Regions from separate parts of the Homo sapiens genome. Here region 2 is linked to region 1. A link is a loop called in an ENCODE intact Hi-C map of the cell type or tissue named here. Cell type or tissue: heart right ventricle. All regions are shown on one strand. Each heading gives the region's core, and the rest is flanking DNA. Links, peaks and the distances in the headings are about the cores only. Region 1 overlaps TTBK1 (tau tubulin kinase 1). Region 2 overlaps ZNF318 (zinc finger protein 318).

Region 1 (9,233 bases), core at 4,097-6,596:
GGCCGTTCCGAGACGTCACAGCCCCCCACGCCTGGCAGCCCTTCCCACTCACCCCTGCACTCGGGACCCCGCCCTCGACGGAGAGAGTCGGACCCCACAGGCCCACAGAGACAGGTAAGGTTGGGCTTGCACCCCACTCCCCATCTCCAGATGCCCAGAGTCCTGGTGTGTAGGCCTGGGGTGCTCCATGTGTGCTGGCACTACTGACCAGTAAGCCAGCAGTCACAGGGCTGTGATGGAGGTAGACAGGCTTAAGGGTCTGAAACCATGTTTGAGGGGCAGGCAAGGCTTCCCAGAGGAAGTGCCCTCTCAGTTCTGAGTTGAGTCTGGCACTATGAGCAGTGAAGCCAAGTGACAAGGCAGGAGAAGGGCCTCGCAGGCCACGGGCACAGTGTTTTGCACAGGCCGGGAGGGGGCGATCTGAGAACACTGAGCTGATGGCACACTGCAGCAGACAAGGCTGTGAGGTCAGCCCTGGGCCCTGCCACGGAGGGACTTGGGGCTATACTAAGGGGCCAGGACTTGATGCTGCAGGTTTGGTGAGCCACTGAAGGCTTTTAAACAGGAGTGCAATATGATTACATTGGTACTGTTGAATGATCCTTAGGCTGCTGTGTGGAAAATGGATTGAAATGGCCTGAAATGAGATGCAAGCAGGCCACGTGGCAGGCAGTGGCAAGAGAGTGTCCCAGTGGCTTGGGCTGAGGTGGGGCTGTGGATGTGGGGCAAGGTGGATAGTGCCAAGGGTGTTGGGGATAGGTCAAGCAGGCTGTGATGGAGTGGGGGCCAGGGCGTCTCGTGTCTCGGCTGATGCCCTGAGTGGTTTTGAAGGGAATGAGAATTCAGATTTAAATACAATGATCTGACCAGTGCGGTGGCTCAGGCCTGTAATCCCAGCAATTTGGGAGGCCAAGGTGGGCAGATCACCTGAGGTCAGGAGTTCAAGACCAGCCTGGCCAACATGGTGAAACCCCATCTTTACTAAAAATACAAAAAATTAGCCGGGTGTGGTGGTGCCTGCCTGTAATCCCAGCTACTTGGGAGGCTGAGGCATGAGAATTGATTGAACCCAAGAGGCAGAGGTTGCAGTGAGCCAAGACTGTGCCATTGCACTCCAGCCTGGGTGACAGAGCGAGACTCTGACTCAAAATAAAATAAAATAAAATAAAATAAATATAATAACTTCATGGAATCTAAGGGATGTCCACGTGTAGGCACCTGAGGCTCAGGAGAGGGATCTCGCCTGGAAATACAGATTTCGGGGTTTGGGAAACCATGGGAATGGGTGATGTTACCCAAAAGGACTGTGCAGGGTGTGGAACCCAAAAGTGAGGGCAGAAGCTGAGAGGTGCTCACATCTAGGGGGAATGAGAGGAGAAGGAGCTCTGCATGATGAGTGAGAGGGAGAGGTCGGAGCATGGGAGGAGCACAGGGGAGAAGGTCCTCGAAATCAGGGCAGGAGAGGTCTGGAGGGCAGCAGGGAGGAGTGGGAAGTGGTTCCCATGATCAGGGCGGGCTTCATGGAGGAGGTGAGCTCTGAGAGCCAGGTGGATGGCCGTGGGGAGGAGTGGAGCCAAGGCGAGAGAGACTATAGTTGAGCACAGGGACAGGTGTGTTGGGTGCCCTGGGAGAGCCCAGTCTGGCTGCAATGGCAACTCCTTGTGTGGGAGGACTGAGGAACAAGGCTGGAAGGGCAGGGAGGGGCCAGATGGTGGCCAAATTGCAAAATGTCTCATGATATTTAGGTTATTCTGACAAGGACAGGGTGTCAGAATAGGCAGAGAGCCACTGGCCTGACCAGGCTTTGCTGTGTGGGACAGAGGCTGAACTCTGACCTGGGAAATGGAGGAAAACTCCAAATGGGGTCCATGAACCCACAGAGGGGCTGGGGAGAGTCATGGAGGGGATGCCGGAAGGGGCTCAGGGGCTGTGCCGCGTTCCACATAGTGGTCCCACATTGGGGGCGTACACTCTAGGTGGCTCTGGGAGGTGCCCAGGTGTTGGGCCAGGGGCCAGTTCTACCACTTGCTCAGATTGGGAGGCCTTGCCTGGGATCACATGGGTGCCCTGGGAAAAGCAGCTGTGGGCAGGAGTGTATGCAGACCCCATCCCTATCTAGAGGTCCCTTCTAGAAGAGAGGACCTCTGAGCTGTGATCCTGGGGAGTATGCATCCAGGCCTTGCCTGGACACTGGAAACTGGGGGCTCAAAAAGTGGGGCCCGTGAGTCCTCACCCAGAGAGGCCCTAGCTGGCCTGAGTTGGAGGAGCAGCCCTGGCAGACCTGGCAGTCAAGTGGGCTGGCACCATTGCGTTGTAACTAGCCATTGCTCCCACCACACCCAGCACCAGGCAGCAGGAGAGGGAGCAAAATGTGTTTGGGGTCCTTGCTCCGCTCCCGTTTATTCATCCACACTCACTGAGTATTTACTGTGTGCCATGTACCACAGGCATCAGAGGTGACTTGCACAATAGGTTGTACCCGTAGGAAGTGCAGAGTCTAGGGAGGGTGACAGACAGTGTCAAGAGAGAGCCGAGAATTAAAGTCAGGAGACTGAGGTCTGGACCTGGCTCTGCCGTTCCCTTCCCAGTGACTGAGGGCCAGTCAGTGTCCCTTTCTGGGTCTCCAGGTGAGGGAGCTGAGGTTCTTCCGAGGTTCATCTCTAAAGTTTTTCTTACCTGCAGATTCCTACCTGTGTCCTGGGACTCATCCTCACTTTGGGGAATTCTGGCCAAGCGGGTGGGGAGAGAGAGATTTGGTGGGGTGGGGAAGCACAGGCCGATTCTGTAATCAGTCTCGGGCTCGGGTCCTGCTTGTGACAGGGACTGGCACTACCTATGTCAGCAAGAGATGAGTTGTGTGTGTCTTTGGGGGTGAGGTGTTTGTGGGCCTCGGGTTCCCCACAGTGTATAGAATCGAGGTTGGTTAGCACTCTGCCCCTGTGCATGTGCGTTTGTGTCAGCGGAGCTCGAGCTGTGCACTGGTGGATGGATGTGTCCACATGTATGTGCCTGCATGTGGGTGCACACATTATTGCATTTGTGTAGAATATGCAGCAGGTCTGCAAGTGTGTACAGAACCACAGATGCCTAGAATGTCAAAGCATTTCTATTGATGGTAACAATTGGAGTAATAATTCTAATAATGACAACAATAGTTAGCACTGTCCTAAGCACTTTCATGTTTACATGTATATTCTTCACAACAACACTGTGAACAGGGAATCCTGATTTTAAAAGTAAGAAAACTAAGACTCAGAGAAGCAAAGTTTTTAGCTCAGCTGGTGACCACCAGCTGGTAAGTGTTAGCAACGGGACTTGAACCCAGGCAACTCGTTCCGAGAGCTGAGCTCTGAGCCATTCCGTCTGAGGTCTGTGAATTTTTTTTTTTTCTTTTTTTGAGACGGAGTTTTGCTCTTGTTCCCCAGGCTGGAGTGCAATGGCGTGATCTCGGCTCACTGCAACCTCCACCTCCCAGGTTCAAGCAATTCTCCTGCCTCAGCCTCCCGAGAAGCTGGGATTACAGGCATGCACCACCACCACACCCGGCTAATTTTGTATTTTTAGTAGAGACGGGGTTTCTCCATGTTGAGGCTGGTCTTGAGCTCCTGACCTCAGGTGATCTGCCTGCCTCGGCCTCCCAAATTGCTGGGATTACAGGCGTGAGCCATCGCGCCCAGCCTGAGGTCTGTGAGTTTAACAGAAAACATACAGGCCAGAGAGAGCAGATGGTTTGTGCAGGATCAGAGAGAGCCTGGAGCATGCGTGTGTGTGTGTGTGTGTGTGTGTGTGTGTGTGTGTGTGTGTGTGTGTGTGTGTTCTGTGCATACCCACTGTCTGGGCCATGTCAGCAGGTGTGCCTGTGGCCATGTCAGTGTGCAGGGCAGCCTCTGTGTGTGTCTCTGGATGAACATATGGGGTACAACATGTTTCGCCAAGTACTTCAGGACAGCGGGGTGAAGCAGAGATCTTCCTTCATCAAGGGTAGAGGAGCAGGGAGAAATGGACTGGCCTATTTTTTTCTTCTGTCTTTGGGCTGGCCTGAAGGAAGTGGTGAGCCCAGCCTGGGCCTATGGCAGGACCTCCCAAATCTGGCTGCTTCCTAGAATCACAGTTTTTGGGACTCTCCACCCACAGGCGGAGATTATGCGGCTCAGGGCAGGCAGGAAGTCTCTGCTGAATTCCCTCTTTCCCACCACCTTTTTGGAGGCGCCCTCTCTAGACCTACCTCAATTTTCTCAGTGCCTGATGTGTGAACTTCCTCATAACACCAATCATTTAAACTATGAGCACCTACAACTCTGTCACCTGCACATGTGGGGAACCGGGAGGGAAACAGTGTGAAAGCAGGCACAATTTTAAAGTATCTATTGTTCTTTGGTGATGGTGGGTTTTTTTGTTTTTGTTTTTTTTCTTTTTTCACACCTGGCTTTGTTCTCAAGGAAATTTAAGGTGCAAATTAGGAGTTGCGGGAAAAGCTAGGGCAAGGGTGAAGCAGGCTAGCAAGTGTGTGATCTGGGGGAGGGCTGTTTGCCTGCCTTTACCGGTTGTCTCTGACCGATAGCACAGCAGGTCAGCATGCGCTGAGTACACAGACACTGCCCGGCAGCCACCAAAGCATTTCCCTGCCACGTGCTGGACAGTGTGCTAGGGGCTGGGGGACAAAGATGAATAAAGCTGCCCAGTCCTGCCCTTTTGGAGCTCAAGGTCACAAGCAGTGGGGTGGAGATGCAAAGGTCTAGAAAGATGTTAACAATCCAGGTCCATCAGGGAGATAACAGAGCACTCTTATCTGCTAGAAGCTGGGAGCTTGCAGGGGAGGGAGCTGGAGCGGTCTCACAGAGGTGATATTTCAACTGGTGTTGAAGACAAGTAGGTGGCCACAAGTGGTGCCCAATCTGAAGGGCAAGAGCCCTCTGGGATTCAATGCCATCCTATGAAAATCCTTCTGCCTGGCAGCTGAGCAAACTCTGGCTGGAATGTTAACTCAAGCCACCCACATGTGCTGTGAGAGGGGGCTTTGGGCAATGGTGGTGCCTCTGTCCCTTGGCCTCTCTGGGTGGGCCTTAGACCCCTAACCCTTGGTGCAGATGGGACTAGCTCAGAAGGATCCTAGACTTGGCCAAAAAGAAGCTGAAACGGAAAGCAAGGTGGGAGCAAAGCCAGTCCTATTAGAATGTTCTCCCTCTTCCCTACTCTGCTGGAGGCTCCATGCCAAGTCCCTTGTGCCCCCATGTGACAGCAGCAAGGGATGCTGGGGCTGAGTGTCCCAGGCCCCCTCCTTCCTGGAGGAGCTGGCCCAGGCAGTCCTTGCTGCTGCTGTAAAAGCTATTTCAACTGGCCTCTGTCTCAGGAAGAGAGAGGGTCAGGCTGGGAGAGGTCTGGTAACACCCTGGGCGCCATTTCTACCCCCACATATCTGGGACACTTCCACTTCACTCGGAGGGCATGGGGGCACAGAGCAGGATTCTTCCAGAAGGCGATGAGGCAGCAGTTCTGCCCAGCCCTGTACACAAGCTGCCTGGTGGCTCAGACTTTGAGGGGGCAGGGAAAAAGCCACTTTCAAGAAATGACTTCAGTTTGCCCCTCCTCCTACGAGTCCATCCCTTCCCTCATTTGGAAGAGTGATTTAAAATTAGATACTAAAATAGCTCAGTGAAGAGCACAGCATTTACTCCATGGCGGGTGCTGTTCCAAGTACTGCACATCTTATAACATCGAATCCTCACGACCACCCTTTGAGGTGGGCACCATTATGACCCCCATTTTACAGAGGAGGAAGCTGAGGCTCAGAGAGGTGCAGTAACTTGCTCAAGGTCACTCAGATTTTAAGTGGTGGAGTTGGGATTCAAACACGAGTAATTGGGCTCTAGAGTACCACCTTATGCCGCATGGTCACCCCGATCCCAACACCTCCCTGTGATGGGGCGGGGGTGCCAAGGCGGAGGGTGTACAGGGAAAGTTTCTGAGCCCTAATGAGTAGCACGGAATCTAGCTGGGGAGACATGCCACACACAGCTGTCAACACATGGCAAGGAACTCTCTCAGAGCACACAGCCACGTTCCTGAGAGAAAGGGTTCCCCAGTCCAGAACAACCCTGAGCTAGGTAGGACTAAGCCAGGAAGGCTTCTCGGAGGAGGTGAGTGACCATGGTCTCCTTGCAGAGACCATAGTGTGAGAAGTTCCAGAGAGAAGGAGGAGGGGGAAGGGCGTTGGAGGCCAGAGCCTAGATTCTGAGGCAGGACCTTGGGGCGGGTGGTTTGCACCCTCCTCCACCCTGCCTGACCCCGCCCACTTGCCCGGGACGCCGGCGCCGCAGGGGCTGTGAGCGGTGGGTGGCCCCGGAGACGGAGCTGTCGAGTCTGTGCCTGACACCTCTTTTCCCTCCACTTTCTTGGTCTCTTTCAGTTGGAGGAGGACAGACTCTCGGGGCACTCCCTCCCGCGGTACAGCCCCCTGCGACGACTGGCGTCCTCCGTGTTCTCCTCCTCCACGCTGGAGACGGAGCATTACCCTCACCCCGGCGGCGGCGGCTCCTCGGGCTCCTCCGGTTCCCTCATTCAGCGCAGCCGCTCGGCTGAGAGCAGCCCTGTGCGGGCGCCCCACCGGCGCCACGCGCCCCTCGCTGCTGGCAACCACAGACTCATGCCCTCGGTGCTCCGCATCTCGCGGTCCCAGCTGCAGCAGGTGTGGGCCCGGTTCACCCACAAGACCTAGGCTGGGCCCCCCCCCTCCTGGAGGGGGCAGGTGGGGGGGGGTGGGGAGCAGGCAGAGGACCATGGTTCCTTCCCAGGACGCAATAATCACACACTCACACATCCCATCCCACCCCATCATGCAATACAGCCCCCCTAGAACGTTGGCCCAAGGTACTGTAATACTCCCACCCCAAGCAGAGTCTCCGTCCCACCTCCCCATCAGCTCCCTTTGTAGGTGCCAGCCAAATGGTGCAGGGAGGGGTGGGGCTGGTGGTACAGTTTCCAGGACAGGGCAGGGGCGCTCAGCTGGAGCCACTGATGGGTCCAGAGTCCAGTGGAAAGAGAGGTGTCAGGGAGATGAGGCCTGCAGGGCCAGAGGCACTCTGGTATGGGCTTTGTTCTGTTTAATTTGTGATCTCTTGGCATGGCTGGGTCTGATCCACCCCGAGGGGCTGGCGGGAGGCCAAGACCCTCCTTGCATGGTGTGTGTGTGTGTGTGTGTGTGTGTGTGTGTGTGTGTGTGTGTCCCTGTGTATGGATGGAGGCCAGGACAGCCAGGTTTGGAATGTGGTGGGGAGTGTTTCAATGCTCAGTGATCGGGGGAGGAGCCCTGTGACCTAGCGAGACTTTCTCAGGCCATCATCATTGAGGACAGAGTTCTCTCCTCACACATCTTACCCCAGGAAGGCTCAGTCCATGGTAGGCTGCCCCTCCCCCAAGACACCTGTGCCATCACTCCCTGGTAGGATTGGGTGTCTGTCCTCGGCTCCTCAGGAACTGAGGATGGATGAGAGGGGCCTGGGATCCACCTCCCAAGGCAGGCTGGAACTGAGCAACGAGGAGACCCAGCTTAGAAGCAGTGGCAGCTAAGGTGGTTGTTAAGGATGACGTGAGAAACCATGTGCTTGTCAGCAAAACCAGTGTCTCAGGACAAATCCCAGGCGGGAGCAGCCCCACCTCTGCCCTTCTCAGAAGGTGACTCCTTCCTGTAGGTGCTCGGTCAGCCCCAAGGGCGGTGGTGAAGACACAGCAGAAGAGAGGCAGGTTGGATAGGGATCTGGACACTTGGGAGTGGGGAAGTGTCAGGATGCCAGCTTGCGCCTGCCTCTTCTGCCCATTTCTCAGCCCCCAACCTTCACTGCAGGGAGCCCAAGTTTCCCTTTATTCATCCTGCCCATGTCAGCCAGCACCTCTGTTCCCCTGGGGAATGCGGTAGTAGTGAAGTGGGTACTAGAAAGGGCCGTGCCTGTATGGGGAGGGGAGGAGGCCCAAAGATTTGCAAAATGTTTATTTCAGTGAGACTGTGTCTGTATGTTTGCTTGTGTGCATGCGCGTACACTTGTGCATAAGAGTGTGCTTACGAATGAGCGTTTGTGCATGTGGAAGGGCTGCCATGGATGAATGCTCAGGCTGTGCACTGTGTAATTCCAGGAAGTGCCATTTACATAGACCTCAATGTGACTGGCACGTGCGCAAGTTGCACAGTGCTGTATGAGTGTGTGTATGCACATGTGTGTTAGGGAGCCAGAAAGATGTCTATGCAGTCATTGGTAGTTTCCTATGTAGCTACTCTCATCCCAGCTTCACTCTTCTACCCCTCTCTCCCTGTAACCTCTGCTTGGCCCATCAATTCCCCAGATGTCTCTGGTTAGAGTAGAGGCCTCAGGGCCCTGGCCCCTGCCTGGGGGTGCCATAAGTGTGGTGGGCAGTGCCCTGGAGCCAAACTGTCCACACAGAGGGCCACCATTGTGGTATGGCTCATCCACACCATTCACATAAGCCACTCCATAGTCACACACTCCTTTCCCCAAAATCTTTCTTTGTAAGTCTATTTATTTATTTATTTATTTATTTATTTATTTTTGAGGATGTCTGGGCCAAGAGCACCTTCTCCATCTGGCAACAAAAGCCAGATTTGGGTTCTAATACTTGTGCCCCACCCCCACCCCCATCTCAGCTGCTCACTTTTGAATCTCCCCAAACCCAAGCCTCTGTTGCCCTCTGGGCTGTTTTGGATGGCTTTGCACCCTGCTCAGGCAGTAGGCAGGAGAGGGTCAAGGTGGACCCTTTGAGAAGGGACAGAAAACAAAAAGCACAAAGGTGAGGGGGTGAGGCTGAACAGTGGCCCCACTCCCCTCCTGCTGGCACTGCCTCCCCCAGCCACCTCCTCTTGCCCTCTTCCCATCCACCCCAGGTAGTGGCAGGAGGTGAAGTGAAGGGAACCTGCCCACCATCTGCTCCATAAGTCAGCAGCAGTGTGGGCAAGGGCCCCCCCACCCAATCTGGGGTTGGATGAAACCAAGCACTCTGTGATCCAGCATTCCCTTCTAGAGGGTTCCACTACTCAACCCTGAGCACAGCTCCATCTCAGTGACCAGAACCCTGAGGTACTCTAAGATCCCAAAGTGCCTTGTGAAATATTGAAGATGATGGCACTGGCTTCAGCCTCATTTCAGCATTACATACATATTACTGTTTCCAACGCCTTTGGAAGTGGGAGATCCAGCATTGAGAAGGCGGCTGAGTTTTCAAACACA
Region 2 (9,233 bases), core at 3,561-6,060, 88 kb after region 1:
GAGGAAGGAGGATTGCTTGAGGCCAGGAGTTTGAGACCAGCCTGGACAAAATGATGAAACCCCATTGCTACTAAAATTACAAAAATTAGCCAGGTGTGGTGGCACACACCTGTAATCCCAGCTACTTGGGAGGCTGAGGCTTGAGAATCACTTGAATCCAGAAGGCAGAGGTTGCAGTGAGCCAAGACTGCACCACTGCACTCCAGCCTGGGCAACAGAGCGAGGCTCCATCTCAAAAAAAAAAAAAAGTTCAGGAAAAATTACACACACACATACACACAAATTGAGAGAGAGAAAAAGATAGAGCAAGCGTATTAAAATGTTAATAATCTGGCAGGGTGTGGGAGCTCACGCCTGTAATCCTAGCACTTTGGGAGGCTAAGGCGGGTGGATCACCTGAGGTGAGGAGTTCGAGACCAAACTGGTCAACATGGTGAAACCCCATCTCTACTACAAATACGAAAAAAATTAGCTGGGCATGGTGGCAGGTGCCTGTAATCTCAGCTACTTGGGAGGCTGAGGCAGGAGAATCACTTGAACCCGGGGGACAGAGGTTGTAGTGAGCCAAAATCACACCACTTCACTCCAGCCTGGGTGAAAGAGCAAAACTTCGTCTCAAATCATCATCATCATCATCATCATCATCATCATCATCATCACCACCACCATCATCTGGGAGAAGAGTACCTGAGAATTCTTTGCACTATTATTGCAACTTTTTTGTAAGTTTAATTACGTCAAAAAAAAATTTTTAATGAAGTTTCAGGTTACTGAACCTGTGTGAGAGTACCAAATTTGGGTCTCCTACGCAAGTTATTACAAAAAGGCAGTCATGCAAAGCAGCTGATACCTTGTTGTTTATGAAGCCGCTCTAACTCGGTCCTAAGATAGTACATCTTCTTCTGGCGGGCTTCCCGGTCATTCTTTAGTTTTTCCCTCTCTTCAATAACCTGCAAAATACAAAGTGGTAAGAGAGTCCATCTCCTCCAACATTCTCTTTTCTATTTCTCTCTTCCAGAAGCCTTCTTCCTAGACATTATCTGAATGTAAGGATCCAAATGCCTGCACACAGGCTCTGACCTTACTGTCAAAGTAATATTTCGTTCTAAGTTCCAGAATAGAACTGTCCATCTTTTCAAAAACTATACTGTCCAGAAAGGTTGTTTGTTTGTTTTTTGCAGGAAGGATCTAGGGCACTGATAGCAACTATTAGATAGTGGTTCTAAGTTCCAAAGGGAACCATAGATAAAGGAACCATATGTGTTATAGGTAAGGGACATATTTCATGTTGTTTATTTTCACTGCTCCTTGCAAACCAGGGATAACCCATAGGCAGTATGCCCAGAGTAGCATGTTGTTTAATCCTCACATTTTCACTATTTTATAGTCAGAAAACTGAAGTTGTACAAGATTAAGTAGAATACTCAAAGTCACACATTAAGAGTAGATTTACAATCCAGGTATATCTGCCCTAAAGCTCATGATCTTTCAACTATACTACTACCTAATGAAAAAAAGCAAATATGGCTTGTCTATACTATACCAGCATATAATAGGCCTGTATGTGTCTATAATAGACCTATGTATTATCAGCGCCCTGACTTAAGGACTAGATTTATAAAAGGAAAATAAAGAGGAAGTGTATGACCTCCAAACACTGTCTCTAAAGTTTTGTCTACATTGAACCTATTCCCTTTCCCAAAAGACTTCAGTAAAACTAAAGATTGAAGTTCAGGGTATTTAAGTCCAATAGAAACTTAAGAGAAGTGTTTTTTGTCTTCCCAATAATTGGCTAAAACTTTTTAACCGGAAAAAAATGAGACTGGCCCTCTAATTTTTTTCTTCAGAACTTTTTTTTTTTTTTTTGAGATGGAATCTTGCTCTGTTGCCCAGGCTGGTGTGCAGTGGCATGATCTCAGCTCACTGCAACCTCCATCTCCTAGGTTCAAGCAATTCTCCTGCCACAGCCTCCTGAGTAGCTGGGACTACAGGCGCGTGCCACCACACCCGGCTAATTTTTTGTATTTTTAGTAGAGACAGGGTTTCACCGTGTTAGCCAGGATGGTCTTGATCTTCTGACCTCGTGATCCACCCGCCTCAGCCTCCCAAAGTGCTGGGATTACAGGCATGAGCCACCACGCCCAGCCAGGTCTTAACTTTTATGAGCAAACCAAATTAGACACATTACATTTTTATGTTTCTAAACAAAGTGAGTTGCTAGGTATAAGCACCTTTACAATTAATAGTATGTATTAACTCTTCCACTCAAAATTCTTCTATTATGTATTCCCTATCTTGATGTAGTTTTCACCTACTGCTCTAAATTATCAGAATTATTAGAATTATTATATCTTTACCCCAGTCACTGCTTTCTTCCCACAGGCTGGGGACCCAATGAACCTGGATAATATAAAAAATGACTTTAGAGGCCAGGCACAGTGGCTCATGCCTGTGATCCCAGCACTCTGGGAGAGGCTGGCAGGGGAGGATCACTTGAGCCCAAGAGTTCAAGATCAGCCTGGGCAACAGTGAGAAGACTCCATCTCTATATAAAATATACGTATACATACACACACATACACACACACACACACGTAATTTTTTAAATAAATAACATGTCAAAAATGTTACTGTTACTCCTGGACTCTAAGATAAACCAGAACAAGCAAAGTTTATTTCTTGGTTTGCTTCAATTATCAAGCAACAACTAGTTATTAACTTTAACTCATAATCATTACAGGGTAAGAATACAGAATTCACTGGGATCAAACAGGTTTACTGATTCTCCTTCACCACACCCAATTTTGGTTCCCTACTCCACTACGAAATCATATTGAAGACTTCAAGGCTCCCAGTTCCTATCTACAGTGTTTGAAGACCATTAACTTGGATAGAATTAAACTTAAAAAAGGCTGACAATCACAATAGGACCCAAGGCCAGACTTTTGTTTAGTCCTAATGATAAAACATGTGTGAAAAACAGAGGAACAATATACACTTCTTAGGATGATGACAGCAGCCTCCAGACGACTTCAAGTGAAAGAGCCTTACAAATTTTCAGCCCCTTCTAAAAAACATATACAAATTTATGGCAAAACAGAAAACTCAGGCACAGGATACCCAAAGCTAATATTCACCTTTTGCTTCTGGGAAGCACGGTTCTTCTCATCAGAGATCTTCTCTGGATTATATCTTATGAGTGATGGAATGGACACCTGGACAGGCACTTGGGCCGCAGGAATTGAGCCTCGCAGAGACTCTTTCTGCTTAGGCTTATCAGGAGTCACAGTGGGGATCACACGAAGATTGGGACGGCTACGAGTAGCTTGTTTGGTTATTGGCATTATCCTGTGTGGTTCAGGTACAGGGTGGTTTGACGGTTGAGAGGTGGGATACATGGGCCATCTGGAGGCTGCATATGCCATGTAGTGCCTATAGGCATCAAAAGAGGCAGGGGGAATGGCAGGTCCCTGGTAGTTCGGAGGTATCCGAGCTGCAGCAAACTGAGAGGCCCTTGGCATGTGAAACTGAGATAAAGCAGCAGTGTGTGGAAGTCTAATTGGGGCAGATGGGGCTGATGGCAACATGCACCTGACTGCAACAGATGACTGAAACCCACTACCAACCACCTCTGGTCCTGAAATATGACCCACTGGATGGTCAGACTTTAGGAATGGAGGGCTGTTTTTTGTGAGCAGGTAAGGATCCACAGGAGAAGGTGGGTGTGGATGGGACACCTCTGGAGAGTGGGTATTGCTATGATGTGCCTCCCTGCTCTCTAGTCTGTGGGGATCTGAGGAACGTCGATCAGCTGAGAAGCAGTGGTCAACTGAGGAACAGCGGTCAGCTGAGAAGCGGTGGTCAACTGAGGAACAGTGGTCAGCTGAAAAGTATCGGTCAACTGAGGAACGGCGGTCAGCTGAGGAGCGTAATGATGGCTTCTTGCCATGAAGTCGTTCCTGGGTGCGTGCAGCCAATTGACTAATCTCTGCTACTCCAATATCCAGCCCTATTGTCTTGAGCAAGTCATGGATCTTCGCATATTCTGGATTGGTCTCTTCTAGTGATTCTAGCTTTACAGCTGGAGCTGAAGACGGCAGGGAGCTTGCCTTCTGCCTCATAACTTCACTCTCAGAGCTCCCAAGGGGCTTTGGTACGGATTCTGCCTTTAAATCCTCTTCTTCATCCCCATAGAGAAATTTCTCCTCATCTTCAATGTCGGGAAAGCTACGTCGCCTTTTTTCCTGTGTACTGGTAGAATCAGCCAACATGCTCAGAATGCGGGAAAAACCACTGCCATCCTGGCTAGCTCTCTCATGGGGCAGCAGGAAGTCTGTGTGTCGCTCAGGTCCCTCAGCCTTCAAATCCAAATTATCCTTGTGGCATAGAAAACTTCCAAATTTTTCTCTGAGAGGACTGTTGTCTTTGGGAATCCCAGGAAGGGGACCCCATTGGTAGAGGTTGCCCTGAGGTTCCTTCAAGGCAGTCTCTACCATAGTCCCCTTGTTTTCAATCTCTGAGGCAAAAGCAGCAATAGCACCACTTAGTGGAAGGGATGGGTGCCCAGAGTAGAGAGGGTGATCCTGGCTGGAGCTGGTACTGCTGGAAAAACTCTCAAGCTGCAAAGACAAACACAACTGATTTAGTCTTATGCAGAATCTCAGAACATTAGTAATTGAGATAAATACTTAAATACTTTGGTCTTCCTGAATTAACAGGTGAGATACAAGTATGGATAAAAGGGAGGAAAAGTATCCTTAGCCAGATTCAAAATGTGAATCCCCTTATCTCCAGATGTTTCTACTGTTGAGGAGAAACAGGAAGTGAGGCAAACTGGATGGAATCCTCACCTTTATCTATTTGTTAAAAGGAATTTGAATTCAAAAGAATTTTAGAGATCCCCTAGCTTGTTTTCTTTTCTATGGATCCCCAAAAGAAAAGGAAAAAAAAAGCTGCTTTGGCTGAAGTGGGGAGAGGAAACTCTGGAACGCTAACTCATCAGCATTCCTTTGCTTGGGAACCTCTTCAGAAGCCTTTATCTCCTAAGAGGACAGCTAAAAACTAGTGGTCTTTCCACTAGTGGTCTGACCATCCTTTCACAGGTCAGGGAAAAATATCAAGGCTCAGAATGGTGAGGTGACTTGTCTAAAAATCACAGTAAGTTGGTGGCAGAAGTGGGTCCAAAATCAGAATCATCTGATTTCTAGTCCAGTGTCCTACAACTCATACATCTTGTCTTCTCTCTAAAGAGAGATGAGAAAATTGAGATCACCTCCTCCCCTTGCCCTTCAAGGTTCATTTCCAACAAACCCATACTCAAAGATTGCCAAAGGATAATCCAATTTAAGTAAAAAAACTTACAGTACTCTCCAAAATATCTATTTATTAATATAAAGCCTAATATACAGCAATAGAACCCTCTACTGATGCATTAAAAGGCCTACAGTTTCGTTTGGAGAGTCCTAGAAGGTGTAGCTCACAATGTCGGTCCAGCACATATTACAAAGATACCATTAGGAACATAGCCCACAGGAAAGTAAGCAGGCTTTAAGATATTAGGGAGACTAGCAAGAGGCCCTACAAGAAATGCAGCAGAGACCTGCATGGAGGGCTCCATTATGTCCACCTCAATCCGCTTCTTCAAAATGGATTTCTTGGGCATCACAGATACTTCCTCAGGCCGATGCAAAGAATATCCTGGCTCCGATGCTGTTAGGACACCTGACAATCCAGGGATGGAACAGCCAGTACCACCACCATCAACTCCAACCAGCTCCTGACTCAAGCTCCTACTTCGCTCCTCCTCTTCCTCTCGCTTTCGTCTGGCAAGATCCAGTTCTCGAAACTCAGGGTCGAGAAACCTAGGACTTGGGCTTCTTCTACGCTGTCGATAGTTGCGAGTTCCTGATGTAAAACTTGGGTGATCCCCTCCCATGCTGTTTATCTTCACTGTGTCATCATAACGGGGTCTTTTGGCCTCCCGGCTCCTTTCTTCAGATCGTATGGAGTAGCCTTTGAGTTTTTCTCGATTCCGTTCTGTTCCCCGCAACAGCTCATCATGACAACTGATATGGGGACTATAATCAGATCGATGCAGGAAAGTTTCTTTTGTTCGGTAGTCCTCATCAAGTTGTCCCAAGAAGGGACTGAGAGGCCCTTCCTCCTGGGAAATATATCGCTCAAGACCCCGAGAGCACTGGGAGCTTCGAGTGAAGACAGAATCATCAGTCAGGTCATCCCTGAGGAAAAAGAGAAGCATCATTGAACAAATGGACTTGGAAAGAATAAGAGCAGACAAGGCTAAGAGACTGGTGTTTGTCAAGGGGGCTATAAAATGCTTAGGGCAAAAGACTATAATCATGAAGTCCAAGAACATTTCCTCTCCCTTTCCCCAGGGGAACAAGCAGCTTTAGCCTCTAACCAAGAGGTAATATTACCAACATATCTAGATAGATCTCTTGGGTAATTTCTCCGACTAGACTTAGGGCATGCAGAATATCATGGAAGTTACACAACTCCACACAAGCTAAATTCTAGCTCTTTGCTACTGAAAGTGTAGTGCGGACGAAACAGCATTAGCATTACCTGGGAACTTTTTAGAAATATAGCTTCTCAAAGCTCCACCCCAAGCAGATCTGAACTAGAATCTGCATTTTAACAAGATCTCCAGGTGATTTGTCTGTACTTTAAAGTTTGAGAAACACCAGTCCAGATCAATGGGATTTTTTTGTTTTGTTTTGAGATGGAGTCTCGCTCTGTCACCCAGGCTGGAATGCAGTGATGCAATCTCGGCTCACTGCAAGCTCCGCCTCTCAGGTTCACGCCATTCTCCTGCCTCAGTCTCCCGAGTAACTGGGCCTATAGGCACCAGCCATCACACCCGGCTAATTTTTTTTTTTTTTTTTTTCTGATTTTTTAGTAGAGACAGGGTTTCACCATGTTAGCCAGGATGGTCTTGATCTCCTGACCTAGTGATCAGCCCGCCTTGGCCTCCCAAAGTGCTGGGATTACAGGCATGAGCCACCGCGCCCAGCCTGTTTTGTTTAAGACAGAGTCTTGCTCTGTCACCCAGGCTGGAGTGCAGTGGCATGATCTCGGCTGACTGCAACCTCTACCTCCCTGGTTCAAGTGATTCTTGTGCCTCAACCTCCTTAAGTAGCTGGGATTACAGGTGTGCACCACCATGCTGGCTGACTTTTTGCATTTTTTTAGTAGAGATGGGGTTTCACATGTTGGCCAGGCTGGTCTCGAACTCCTGATCTCAGGTGATCTGCCCGCCTCAGCCTCCCAAACTGCTGGGATTACAGGCGTGAGCCTCCACACGTGGCTCAGATAAATGGTTTTAAAGCTGTGTTCCAGAGGTTGTAAAGAGTGCTCAGGAGCTACCAAAAGAAAGGAGGTACTAGAAAAGCAGAACCAGCAGGGCTCTTGACCTTCTATCCCAGTTAAATCACACTAATTCCAACTTTAAGTCTGTATATTAAGGTTCTAATAATTCAATTGGGAAAAAAAAGTATCACTATATGGTAACTTTTAAAAAAACTACTGATTTATCTAATTAGCATGATTTTCTCATAAGATTTAGAAGGTTCTCCAATGCTTTGCCTTGATGGTTCACATATTAAAACCCATAAAGCTCTCTCACAGCCTGTTTTGTCACCCTCTTTGCCTTCTCTGGATATCTACAAGCACTCTGCTAATCTTGGGCTTAGAAAAGAGAAAGTGATGGTTTGGTTCACCATATATTTTTATTTCATTAAATACAAAGGTCTCAGACCTTTGTGGCATGAGGTAAAAATCCAGGATGGGACAGCTATTCTTTTAGCTGAGAATTCTATACCACACCCAATAATGCTAACCTTCTCAGGGGCTATGGCTATGACACAAAACTAAAGTTTCTGATTTAAATCACAGATAGAAATAAAGATCCTCTAGCACTTTATGTATGAAAACTTCTAAGTACTCTGAATAAAAAATAAAAGTTCTTACATGTCACTCACATTCCAGAGTGAATTATCATCTAGAGGATGGTAACTATTAGTGTCTTCTACAGTTTCTAGTAGCTACTTTTGTTGTGAGTTTCTAGAAATGACTTTTCCTTAGTTTTTTTAGTAGTTGCTTTCCTATCTCTGAGACTATGCCAGCAGAATCTCAAAACATTGCCTTTTCTTATTCACCAGCCTGCCTTTGATCAAAGTTGTAGACCTAGGAATAAATTTATGAAAGGTTATCAAGGACAAACTTTATTTACCTTCTCTAACAAGAATGCCACCTGTGGGAATCCAGGTTTCTGTTACCCACCTTCTTCCTAAGAATTTGGGAAATTTTGAGGTTTCAATGCAGTATGAAATAGGAATAAATGGGAATAAACCAAGGATGATTTCTGAAATCAAACTGAGGTAAAAATTTTTCTCTATAGGTCTGTCAGCCATAAACACACCTATTTCCAGAGAGGAATGTTCATGAGTTGAGTCACTCCATTGCCAAAACACCATCTACCATACAAAAAGTCTCTGACCATATTAGTATAGGGAGAAAAAACATAGGCTCCATGAGGAGTGGCAAGTTCATTCACACTCCCACATTCAGCTCCCCACCAGAACTATTACATGTCACCATGAAACGGCATACTAGCCCAAGGTCTAAACCAGTACTAACTATCAAGAAGCTACAAATGAGATGGCTCTCAAAAAGCTGTAGTCCAGACTTGGAATCTCCAGTAGAGACAGAAAAAAGGCATAAAAACAGTTTTCTTAAAAAAGCTATCACATACATATAGGCAGAAATCAGGTTGCTTATTAGAAGCTCATGTCCTCCTTCCCCAGGACTCCAAAAGGATATGAGAAGAGAACTGGCTGTAGTAAGAACCCTAAAAAGGGTACAATCTCCTATACCCTGAAAGAGTCCAGCGATGGATACTCCCGGAAAGCCTTGGTTAAGTTCAACTGTTTTCTAAAATAAAGTCTATCTATTTAAAAAAACTGATTGTTGGAGTTAGGTAATAAGGACATGGGGTTTCACTGTACTATTCTACATTTTTGTGTTTACAAATCTCTGTTAAACAAGTTTTTAAAAAATGTATGTATGTCCATATAAAAACTTTTATACCAATGTTCAGAGCAGCATTAATCATAATTGCCAAAAAGTGAAAAGAATCAAAATGTTATCCATTCATTCACCACTGATGAATGGATAAACAAAACATGGTATATCCATACAATAAAATATTATCA

The links. Hi-C counts contacts between places; a loop is a spot of excess contacts. Peaks named below come from ENCODE experiments on the same cell type or tissue, not always from the same donor. Only the 100,000 strongest peaks of a DNase experiment are listed, where the experiment ranks them.
Region 2: it touches region 1 in a loop (6-fold over the local background); 28 of 110 quality-filtered maps call a loop at or near these places.

The regions. Positions count from the first base shown.
Region 1 is chr6:43,263,237-43,272,469 of GRCh38, forward strand. It overlaps TTBK1 (tau tubulin kinase 1), which reads left to right. Exons shown (of 15, transcript NM_032538.3): 13 at 1-114. Among named protein-coding and RNA genes, the nearest start is that of TTBK1, 24 kb to the left of the region's middle. RefSeq lists a silencer at 8,845-9,094. In heart right ventricle, for the core only: no CTCF peak of the experiment used is centred there; a DNase peak (open chromatin) is centred at 5,235; H3K4me3 peaks cover 475 bases; H3K27ac peaks cover 2,500 bases; H3K27me3 peaks cover 770 bases.
Region 2 is chr6:43,351,527-43,360,759 of GRCh38, forward strand. It overlaps ZNF318 (zinc finger protein 318), which reads right to left. Exons shown (of 10, transcript NM_014345.3): 3 at 5,600-6,239; 4 at 3,138-4,619; 5 at 851-950. Among named protein-coding and RNA genes, the nearest start is that of ZNF318, 14 kb to the right of the region's middle. In heart right ventricle, for the core only: a CTCF peak has its summit at 4,555; no DNase peak of the experiment used is centred there; H3K27ac peaks cover 239 bases.